Linked DNA regions of Homo sapiens: region 1 is linked to region 2. Evidence: chromatin loops called from intact Hi-C (ENCODE). Cell type or tissue: dorsolateral prefrontal cortex. All regions are shown on one strand. Each heading gives the region's core, and the rest is flanking DNA. Links, peaks and the distances in the headings are about the cores only.

Region 1 (5,374 bases), core at 194-5,193, 100 kb before region 2:
ACAATGTTGAGCAAAAAGAATAAAGCTGAAGTCATCACAATACGTCACTTCAAAATATATTACAAAGCTATAGCAATCGAAACAGCATGGTAGTGGCATAAAAACAGACACATTAACTAATGGAACAGAATATAGAGGCCAGAAATAAAGCCACACATCTATGGTCAATTGCTTTTTTTACAAAAGGTGCCAAGAACACACAATGGAGAAAGGACAGTCTGTTCAACAGTGTTGGCAAAAACTAATGTCCACACGCAGAAAAATGAAATTAGAACCTTATCTCTCACCATATAGAAAAGTCAAGTCAAAATGGATTAAAGGCTTAAATTTAAGACCCAAAACTATGAAACTTCTAGAAGAAAGCATAGGGAAAAGTCTCCATGACATAAGTCTGGGCAAGATCTTATCTTTTTGGTTAAGATCTGAAACACATAGGCAACAAAAGTGAAAATAGACAAATGGGATAACATCAAGCTTAAAAGCTTCTGCATAGCAAAGGAAACAATCAAGTGAAGAGACAACCCACAGAATGGGAGAAAATATTTGCAAACTATTTATTTAACAAGGGATTAATAACCAGAATATTTTATATAAGGAGCTCAAACAACTCAATAGGAAAGCAAAAACAAAAACAAAAACAAAAACAAATAATCCAATTAAAAAATGGGCAGAAGATCTGAACAGGCATTTCTCAAAAGAAGACATACAAATGGCCAACTGGTATATGAAAAAATGCTCCTTATCACTAATCATCAGATAAATGCAAATCAAAACAATGAGATATCTCACCCCAGTGAGAATGGCTTTTATCAAAAAAAAAAAAAAAAAAAAAAAGCCAGGAACAAAAGATACTGGTGAGAATGTGGAGAAAGGGGAACCCGTGTGCACTGTTGGCAGGAATGAATATTACTAGAGCCACTGTGAAAAACTGTTTGAAGATTCTTCAAAAAACTAAAAATAGAACTACTATATGATTCAGCAATTCTACTATTGGGTATAGATCCAACAGAAAGGAAATACATATATCAAAGAGATATCTGCACTTCTATGTTTATTGCAGCACTATTTACAATAGCCAAGATTTAGAATTGACCTAAGTGTCCGCGCAACAGATGAATGGATAAAGAAAATGGGGTACATATACACAATAGAATATTATTCAGCCATAAAACCCTCCACAAAATCCTTTTATTTGCAACAAACATGGATAGAACTGGAGGTCATTATGATGAGTGAAATAAGCCAAGCACAGAAAGGCAAATAATGCATGTTCTCACTCATATGTGGGAGTTCAGAAAGTGGATCTCAGAGACTGAGAAGTATTGGGGGGGTGGGCCATGGGGGAGCAAGGGGAGGTAAACATACACTTAGAAGAAACATACACTTAGAAGAAATAAGACCCGGTGTTCCATAGATCAGTAGGGTGACTACAGCTAACATTTATCAATAGTACATGTCAAAATAGCCAGAAGAGAACAATTTGAATGTTCCTAGCACAAAGAAAAGATAAATATTTAAGGGGATGAGTAACCCAGTTATGCTGATTTGATTACAGAAATGAATCAAATTATCACATATACCCTGAAAATATGTACAGCTATTATGCATCAAAAAGTTGAAGAAAATAAAAATTTTAATTTTTTTGTATACAATGTATATTGCATATCATATATTGATTCTGTTCATATATAAGTAAATATCCTTACTGGTTTGCCTCATTGGAGCATTCAGACAGCAAATAATGTGTAGTTCAACATTTTATTAAATATTTTCCATCTTAGTGGATATTTTGTAACAAGATAAATATGATGCAAACTAAAAAAAGTGCCAAGGGCGGGCGCGGTGGCTCACGGCTGTAATCCCAGCACTTTAGGAGGCTGAGGCAGGTGGATCACAAGGTCAGGAGATCAAGACCATCCTAGCCAATATGGTGAAACCCCGTCTCTACTAAAAATACAAAATATTAGCTTGGCGCCCTTGTAGTCCCAGCTACTCGGGAGGCTGAGGCAGGAGAATCGCTTGAACCTGGGAGGTGGAGGTTGCAGTGAGCCGAGATCGCGCCACTGCACTCCAGCCTGGCGACAGAGCGAGACTCCGTCTCAAAAAATACATAAATAAATAAATAAAGTGCCATACTGAATCTACCAAAAATAAATCAAAATGAGTAAGAGAGGCTGCCAGACCATCTTCTTCATCAGAGGTAATGGTCAGAGGCTTCTGAACGTTGGTATGGAAATGAGCCTGCAGGCAGGATTTGTATGCAGGGAAGAGGAGGTTTGTAAACTAGGTGAATTATACCTTCAGAGTGCATATAATGTATATTATACTTTTCCTCTACGTATGCGTACCAGCCGTATTACCTATGTATCATCTGATCCACCAAGTCTGGACTGAAGAAGTCCTTGTAGGACCACACTACACATGGCGAGCCGGTACTCGGAAGGGATTATTCCGAAGAGGATTTGTAGACACTACCCGCTGTGTATGACCTAGGCCCTTTACACGGGCACCACTGGAGCTAGGAAGCCAGCAGAAAGCTCCTCCCCCTGGCCTGGGAGCGGGCTGTCCGTAGGACCCAGAGCACCTCCCATGGGAGAAACGCCCGGCTTTGCTTCTGGCCCCGCCCCGCCTCCCTCCAGGCCCCGCCCCGCCTCCCCGGCCCCGCCCCAACCCCGCGGCCCCGCCCCTCCTCCCCGGCTCCGCCCCGCCTCCCCGGGCCCGCCGCTCCTCGCGGCCTCCGCGTCTTCCTTCCGGGTCGCGCTAGGCCGGGCTTGCGGCGGTTGTGCCGCATCTAGAGAGTCGGGGAGCCGCCCCCGCACCCAGGCCTTCTCGCGCTGCCTGGTCGCTGGTGAAGCCCGCGGCGCGCGCCTCTCCCGGACCCTGCAGGGTACGGCCCTTCCTTTACTTCTCCCTCCCGTGGGTCTCTGTCTTCTTCCTTTGGCGCCGGGGCGGGGCCGGGGCCGAGCCAGCGCGCAGCTCCGCGCTTTGGGGAGTCTGGACGCCTGGCAGAGGCCCCCGCTGCCCGCCCCTCCCCGCCCGCGGCCCCGCGCCCCCGCGCCTCCGCTTCACGCTTGCGGGGCTTGCTGGGGCCCTTGAGAACTGCTGACGTGCCTCGGGCTCTTTCTACGCTACAGTCTGCCTGCAGGCTGTGAGGCGTCGTTCGGACGTGTGCGCGGCTCAGGGTTGTTTACACCGCGGGGGACTGCGGGTCGCCCCACACCCGCGCTCAGTGCTGCGCCGGCAGCCACGCGTCGGCCACATGCCCGCCTGTGCTTGTGATTCCTGTGCCTGCTGCCTTGATTTCCCTCTGACATCCGATGGTTTTTGCCTAACCAGGCCTGTTTTCTTTCTTCAGGACTGCTACAGGGTGCCCAGCTACAACCTTGTTTCTGTGTTTAGGTTTAGGGGTGCCCCTAGAGTGTGATGATGACCATCTACTTGGCCTCCTTGTCGACATATTTATAACGGGTGGTTTTGGATTTCCTTGATTTCCCAGTAATCATTGCCACAAACCTTCGAGATGCATTCACAGATTGAAATACAGTATACAAATAACTATTATAGAAGGTGAAGATGGTATAAGCCTGTGGTCAGGTAGTTGCGTTGGCAGGATGCCCGTCTGGCTTTGTGCTCCGGAGGGCACATTACCACCAGGTGCAGGGATCTCTGCTTGCTTTGGTCTGTTCACAGACACAAGCTGCCTTTTCTGGTTCTTGCGTGCACTCCTTGGTTTCTTAAGTTCAGCTATAGGTATATATTTTTTTCTTTCAGGCTCACTTCCTGCCTCCATTATCCTGTACCGCATATTGTATCTGTTGGTTGAGTAGAGAGAGATTCATCCAGAGTCATCAGCGCTCCAATAGTCCTTTATCAGATTAAGGACTTGAGGGAAATGTGCATTATGCTTTAGTAGGCACTCTAAAAGTTCCTTGAATTGGATTCTTCTTTCCATACTTATGTTCTGAGTACTAACTTTGTTTTAAACTTCTGCGCCAAAAGTTGGCTTTTCTGAACTCTGCATTTTCAAACTCTTCCCTTCTGTTATTTGAAAATCAGATAAGTCAACTCATTGTAAGATGGATAATTTCTTTACTCACGCCGTGATGAAATAATGCGATTATAGTACTCTGTACAATGGTACATATGGTACTTGCACATATGGTCAGTTAACAAAAACTGCCCCTTCTTTCTTTACTGTGTTAGTCTCATCCTCTTAATGTTGCTGCGGTTAACATTCTCGATCTTAACTTCGCGGATCTAACACAGTGTCCTTTAAAAAAGGCCTTTATCTACATGAATTGTATATAAATATCCACCTCCGTTTTCTTCTAGTATTGTTAATGATCTTATTTATATTTAATGTGAGATAAGAAGGCTCTAACTTTATAATTTTGTTAGTGACTCCATCATCATTTGTTGGAATTCTATTTTTCCCTGCTGATCAGTCCTATAAATACCATAGGCCCTAAATTCCCGTGTATTCTTGGGACTTTCTGAACGGTCTAGTATTCTTTGGCTCCCTGTGGTGATCCTGGCTTCTGTGATGCTCTTATTGCTCTAGGTTTATAATGTGTTTTAATATCTAGGGATTTGAACGATGCCTGGCATATTGTAGACATCACTAAATATTTTTGAAATGAACACATTTAGTGGGGGCAAGTTGATTCCCTTTCTTTACCTCTTGCCTCCCTCCCCCCTTTAAAATTTTCCTGCCAGTTATTGAGATTCATTTATTTTAGCTTGCTTTTTCCATGGTCAGTTGAATCATTAACTGTTAGTAAATAAATCCCTTCTGTTGCTCATTCAGAACTTGCGACTAGAGTTGCTCCTTACAGTTACATAGAGAAGCAGCCTGATTAAAAATCTGCATGCCTTTTGACTTTGCACCGTGTCATAGTAACTGTAGTGTGTCTCTCCCCATCACCTGTGATTTAGGATGTTCTGTACCTGGTTTCTAAGAGAAAAATGGTTATCTAAGAGATAAATGGCTGTAGAAGTGTTCCCTGGGATATGAGGAAGATATCCTCATATCCATTTGTATTTTACCATCACAACTGGATATCTAAAATATAATAAATTTTACACTGGACACTTAAAACTTTATTAGCCCATGAAATAAATGTATGCATTCTTTAAAAAAGATCAAGCAATACAGAAATCCTTAAAGGAGGAAGTGAAAGTGCTGTGTGCCCACCTACCCAGTAACCTTGTTCCATAAAGATGATCACTGCTTGCAGATTTTAAAAATAAATATATTTAAGTCTACTTTTGTTTCATAAATGGCAGTGTACCATCTATAATTTTCTATAGCTTCCACTTAATAATAATTGATAAACATCCTTCTGTGTCAGTGCATATAATAGTATCTTGTCTT
Region 2 (5,374 bases), core at 232-5,231:
ACCGCCTCTCGTCACCCCCGTGAGCTCCTGAGGACACGAAGTGTTCATAACTCTTGACCCCAGCACAGCCCAGGAGGCCCTGCGCTGCTCATGCGGCAAGAGGGAGGCCGGGAGGGCGGAAGCGCAGCCCTCTAGCCTCCCGCAGCGAAGCCGTTCCTTCGTCCCTGCTTCGGCCATCGGAGCCTGCCCGACACACACAGGAGCCCCGGCTCCCCAGACGCCAGGCCTGGCTGGGCGTCCCAGGGGCCCTCCGCTCTCACCCAAAGGGGTGCCTGGCCTAGGCAGGCTCTGCTCGAGTGGCGGAGGGACCCCCACATTGCGCCGGCAGAATGGCCCTTGGGGAGGTGAGAGGACTTTCCGAGTGGAATGGGACCCCTAAGCCCACTCTAGGCACCGGCTTTCACCGCAGCGCCACTCCCGGCGACTCCAGGATGTCGCGGGGCGCCTGTGGGATCCACAGCGTCCTGATTTCCAAGTCCAGGGACTGGAGGTGGCCCTGGGCCACTGGGGCTCTCTAGACGGGAGGCGTGTGTGGATTCGTGAAAAGCTGCGGGTGATTAGTGCTGCTGCTGTTTCGTGTGTGTGCTTGGTTTTAAGTGCATGAGCCTAGTATTCTCTTCCTAATCCAGGCTGCTATAAATGACACCACAGATGGACACTATAAACGTCAGGAGTTTGGAAGATGTTGAAGAAATGGAGTGCTTTGCAAGAGTACGGGGCTAGCCATCGCATCACAGGAGCTACAGTCGCTGCAGTCACTGGTATGTGGCGCCAGGGGCCCGACTGATCGTTTCAGCTACAAGTCAGGACCTGAACATGCTAAACACAAAATGTCTCCTGAGTGGCAGCCCCAATTTAAAGCTAAGCAGAATCGGTGGTGCCTTCCCTGGATAATGCAACTGAGATGACTGTCCTGCATTTCTCTTCCCCCACACAAATAGACGTAAGGCTATATGGTTATTTTTAAGTTAGAAAACATTTCTTAAGCCGGGCACAGTGGCTCACATCTATAATCCCAGCACTTTGGGAGGCTGAGGTGGGGGAATTGCTTGAGTTTAGGAGTTCCAGACCAGACTCTGCAACAAAGTGAGACATGGTGGCACATGCCTATAGTCCTAGTTACTGTGGAGGCTGAGATGGGAAGATCCCTTGAGCTCAGGAGTTCAAGGCTGTAGTGAGCTATGATTGCACCACCGCAATTCAGTCTGGGCGATGGAGAGAGACCCTGTCTCAAAAAACAAAACAACAAACATTTCTTATTAGTCACAGCAAAGACCTCCATTGGAGTTGGCAACAGTAGTGCTTCAGGTTGGATTTGCGGTAATTTATACAATGCTTTCATATACATTATTTCATCCGAGCCTTACTTCAACCCTGTTGCAAAGTTTAAAAAGGAATATTATCCACATTCTGCACATGAGAAAACTGAGATCTGAAGATGTCAACTGACTTTCCCCCGTTGCTGGTTAGTAAGCATAGAAGTATAGACAAACACATGTGTTCTGACTGCAAATCCTTTGCCCAGTTCCATTAATACTGCTGGGATCTGCCTGAAGTCCATGTCCTTTCTCTTCTTCTCCTTGTCGTGTTACTTTGGATAAAGGCGGAGGGAGAAAACAACATTCATGGTGCAAATGGCCCATAGTATGGGAGGACAAATGCACTGGGCTCTGAGGGAAGCAAAGTTCAGCTCCACAGGCTGAACTGATACCTTTGGTGGGAGTTTCTAGGGGAATGTTTTCCCTAGTCTGGAAAATTCTTCCATGGATGAGTTTCTGTTCAAGTGATCCACTTTTTAAAAAACTCACTTTTGAGTGGTAAAACTGAACAAACCTACTATAGAGCAAGAAGTGTCTGATGAAAACTGGGCTGGGTTAAAATAGCATTTGCTGGACTCCATTTTTGCTGATTGAAGCATTGTACCTGTTATTAACCGTGGCTTCTAACCTGGTATTCTGGTCTTAATGCCTGCCAAAAGCTGAGGCTCCTTAGAGAGACTAAAGACTTATCTGCTACAGCCTCAACATGTAGGAACTAAGGAACTGGGGAAGTGATTCTTTCTTCCTACCTTTGGGAACTTTTCTGGTATAGAACGTAGTGTCTTTTCTGGCTAAACTTTTCAAATATCTACTCAGGAATTACCTAGAACTAAATGTTTAGAAACCCTTGTAGGGGTCATATGCGTAGTCACCTTCATAAGTGTTTGCCTAGGAGGGGTTGAGGGAAAGAATGTAGAGTGAGGAAGGAGAGGAGTAAGGGGAAGGAGAATTGGATCTGAAACAAAAACAGTTGTGCTGACTGGGAGGCTGTAAAATCAAAGGTAGTTCCGAGCCGATGCCACTGTGGGGCGCCAAAGTTCTACTCGGCTAAGGCCCGCCGCTTTCTTGGGTGCGAGGACAGAAGTCCTGGAGAACAGATGCACTGAGGGAAGAGAGCGGGGAGGAAGGAGGGAAGGGAAAGGAAAGGAGGGGTGGGGCTAGGGTGTCCTTTATTCTCCAGTTAAACTCGCCTGGGAGACTTTGTTACATAACAAGTCTGTGCGTGGGGGAAAGAAGACTTTGTTAGACGGAAAGAAGGAGGGTGTGGGGAGGGGGTGAAGCTCTTAGAAAAGAAGAAAATCTCGGAATACTGAGTTGACTTGGGAGCACAAACGGTCCTCGTGGCTTCAGAGACGCTGGGGCTTATTCTCAAACTGGGGCCACCACCTTTTTAAAAGGGCTAGCGAGGAGGGGAGATAGGTTTGGAAAGGGTACCTTCCCCGACCCGCCACCCAACACATACAAACCATAGACCCCGCCCAACCTCCCGGCCCCTGGCCCCACTTGCTACCCCCTCCTATGCCTGGGGGCTGCTGCCTCCACGAAGCCGGGCTCTTTCTCCTCCGGGTAGCCGCGGCTCCATCTGCAGCCCCCGAGGACTCCTCAGCCGGGATAAAGGGCGGCCTCCCCCGCCTGCCAGCGCCCAGGATGCTCAGCCGTCAGCTGCGGGGAGGCGCTGATTTCATTCCGGCGCGGCTTTCGCTGCGGGCGGCGAGGGGCGGACAGGCCGGGGCCCGCGGGGCGGGGCGGGACGGGGGAGGGAGGCAGCGGCCGCGACCTGGGGAGGCTGAGCGCCCCGGCCCCGCCAGGATTTATTACATCCCAGCCACTGGCAAAGGTTAGGAACGCGCATTTGGAGACGGGATAATCCAAGTTTAAATATTAAAAGTAAAAGCAGAATCGGTCGAATATTTACCTAGAGACTGAGCAGATCAGATCTCCCTTTGCGAGGGGAGAGGACTGTGGAGGAGCCCGGCTCCCAGGCCCGCGGCTCTAGCGCTGCGCTTCCCCAGTGGCATCGCCTGGGACGGCCAGGACCCACTTCTGAAGCTTCCTCAGACTGTGGTTAAGGGGGGCGGACCGCGGATCCCCTCGCTCTCCCAAGTCTATCGGAGTCGGTGGGGCTTGGTCCAGATCTTCTGCTTTGTATATTCTCTTTTTTAAGGGCCTCCCGGACCAACACAAAAGGTGGCGGAAAGTACGTTGGATCAATAGCAAAGATTGTTATTTAGATAACGAATTAATCTCCCTGTTATAGTACTTTTTGTAGTGAACTTTGCACCCCTTTCATAAGAAAAAGGAATTTAGAGAGAGAAGAAAGTCTCAAACAGGATTAAGGTTTTAATTACAATTCCCTATCGAAATAGTATGTTTGATGAGCTGATCTTATCAATTAATAGTAACATTAAAGCACAAGAAACAGATTCACGGAAATATGCTTAAAGGAGCCTTTAAAAAGTAATCGCACTCGGGGAACTAGCGGGGCAGGCGGCCAGCGATGCTGCGTCCGAGCAGATTTCGGAACCCCCCTCTGCTCGGACTGGTCCAAGCGGGGCGCGCATCTGGGGCGCAGGATGGGGCGGGGGCGGCGGGCACGGCGCTGGGAGACCAGGCTACGCTGGTGGGAGGGAAATAATAAATAACAGACGCCTCTTCCAAGCCGAGGCCCACATCAAAGTTGGGGCCCCACAAGGGCCGTGCAGTTCACTGCATTTGGGTCAGCGTTATATTCCAGGGGCAAATAAAGTAATTTGAACATGCACCAACAGTTTTCCATAAAATACGAGTTAAAAGAAGTAATAGAACTAATCACTGTCTCCTCAAATCAAGTAGAAAACATTTCAATGCACTAATTAGAGTAATTAGAATAATAAGCCTCTGCCTATATGTGGTAAGACAATGTGTACAAACAACTTTATTTAATGTATACTGGTAATCAGCGATGCGTGCCTGCTTGAATGCTTAGCGCAATAAAACTACCCTCCGTCCGCCCAAACAATCAAACACAAATTAGTTTAATGATTGTGCCTGCTGAATGTCTTAGAAATCTACAGGCAGAGGCGAGTAAATAGAAGCATCCTTGTTTGCGTGCGACCCCGCCCGGGCTGGCCGCGGGGCCGGGTGAGTGGCCGCGGGCGGGTGCGGCGGGAGCAATCGGGAGGCTCCGCCGAGCCTGCAGAGGCCAGGCCCGGCGCCAGCACAGACCTGCGCCCCGCAGGAGCCCCTGCTGCTGCCCTTGGTCGCCTTCCCACTCCTCTCCGGCCAGCTTCCCGCCTCTGCGGCCCTGCGGTGCAGTTCTGGGCCCCAAACCCGCACATCCCCAGCTCGGCCTCACCTCCTCCGAGAGGCGAAAGGCCGCTTTAGAACTCTCCCACCGCCCGTTTGCGACGCTTTTCAGAGCTGAGTGATTTCCTCTCCCGGGGCGACTCCTTCCAGGGGCCTCGGAGGGCTAAGGGGGATTTCTGCGGGCCCTGAGAGCCCCCAGTTCGCGGAGATGGACTCTAGGCCTCCAGTACTGAGGCGCGGCCCCTCACTTTCCGGGCCCTCAGCTCTGGCTTGAGATGCCGGGGTGCCCAGAGGGTCTCCCGGGCTCCCTTCTCTAGGGAACTGACTTTAGGCCCAGCAGGGGAGTGGTTTCCAGGGGGTCTAAGAATTCGTTTTCCCCCGTGCTTCAGCTCTTAAAGAGTAGGTTCCTCTTCATTGGAAGCAGGGAGCTGAGGTCAGAAACACCCAGAAGTTTGATGGGTGGGAGCTGAAGGAAACCTGCCTCAGAACTTTGCTCCCCAGCTCTCAGCTGTCCCCCTTCATTCTCACAAATACCGCCCGCCCCCCTCAAAAAAGCAGGAAAAGCCCAGATTACTGTACTTCCCTGGGCAGCTGTCCCCCTTTCCTCTCCAGTCTTCCTGCACTTGTCTCATCTCCCTCTTTCTCTTGGGGCACCATCTTCCACAGTTGCCTCTGCCATGCAGGTGCAATGTCCTGGGCCCGACTCTGCAGAGTCAAGTGGAAAAGCCGGGCAGGCAAAAAGCTAGGAGACTCTCCTCCGGGCCTCGAAC

Evidence for each region. Hi-C counts contacts between places; a loop is a spot of excess contacts. Peaks named below come from ENCODE experiments on the same cell type or tissue, not always from the same donor. Only the 100,000 strongest peaks of a DNase experiment are listed, where the experiment ranks them.
Region 1: it touches region 2 in a loop (4-fold over the local background); 13 of 110 quality-filtered maps call a loop at or near these places.

The regions. Positions count from the first base shown.
Region 1 is chr6:98,945,319-98,950,692 of GRCh38, reverse strand. It overlaps FBXL4 (F-box and leucine rich repeat protein 4), which reads left to right and starts at 2,747. Exons shown (of 10, transcript NM_001278716.2): 1 at 2,747-2,887. RefSeq lists silencers at 2,326-2,620, 2,918-3,227 and enhancers at 2,353-2,864, 3,668-3,857. In dorsolateral prefrontal cortex, for the core only: no CTCF peak of the experiment used is centred there; DNase peaks (open chromatin) are centred at 2,682 and 3,632; H3K4me3 peaks cover 2,594 bases; H3K27ac peaks cover 2,327 bases.
Region 2 is chr6:98,842,936-98,848,309 of GRCh38, reverse strand. It overlaps LOC124901364 (a long non-coding RNA gene), which reads right to left and starts at 1,301. Exons shown (of 2, transcript XR_007059690.1): 1 at 1-1,301. RefSeq lists a silencer at 1-103 and an enhancer at 214-333. In dorsolateral prefrontal cortex, for the core only: CTCF peaks have their summits at 2,141 and 2,343; DNase peaks (open chromatin) are centred at 2,369, 2,919, 3,369, 4,539 and 2 weaker places; H3K4me3 peaks cover 3,364 bases; H3K27ac peaks cover 4,555 bases; H3K27me3 peaks cover 2,114 bases.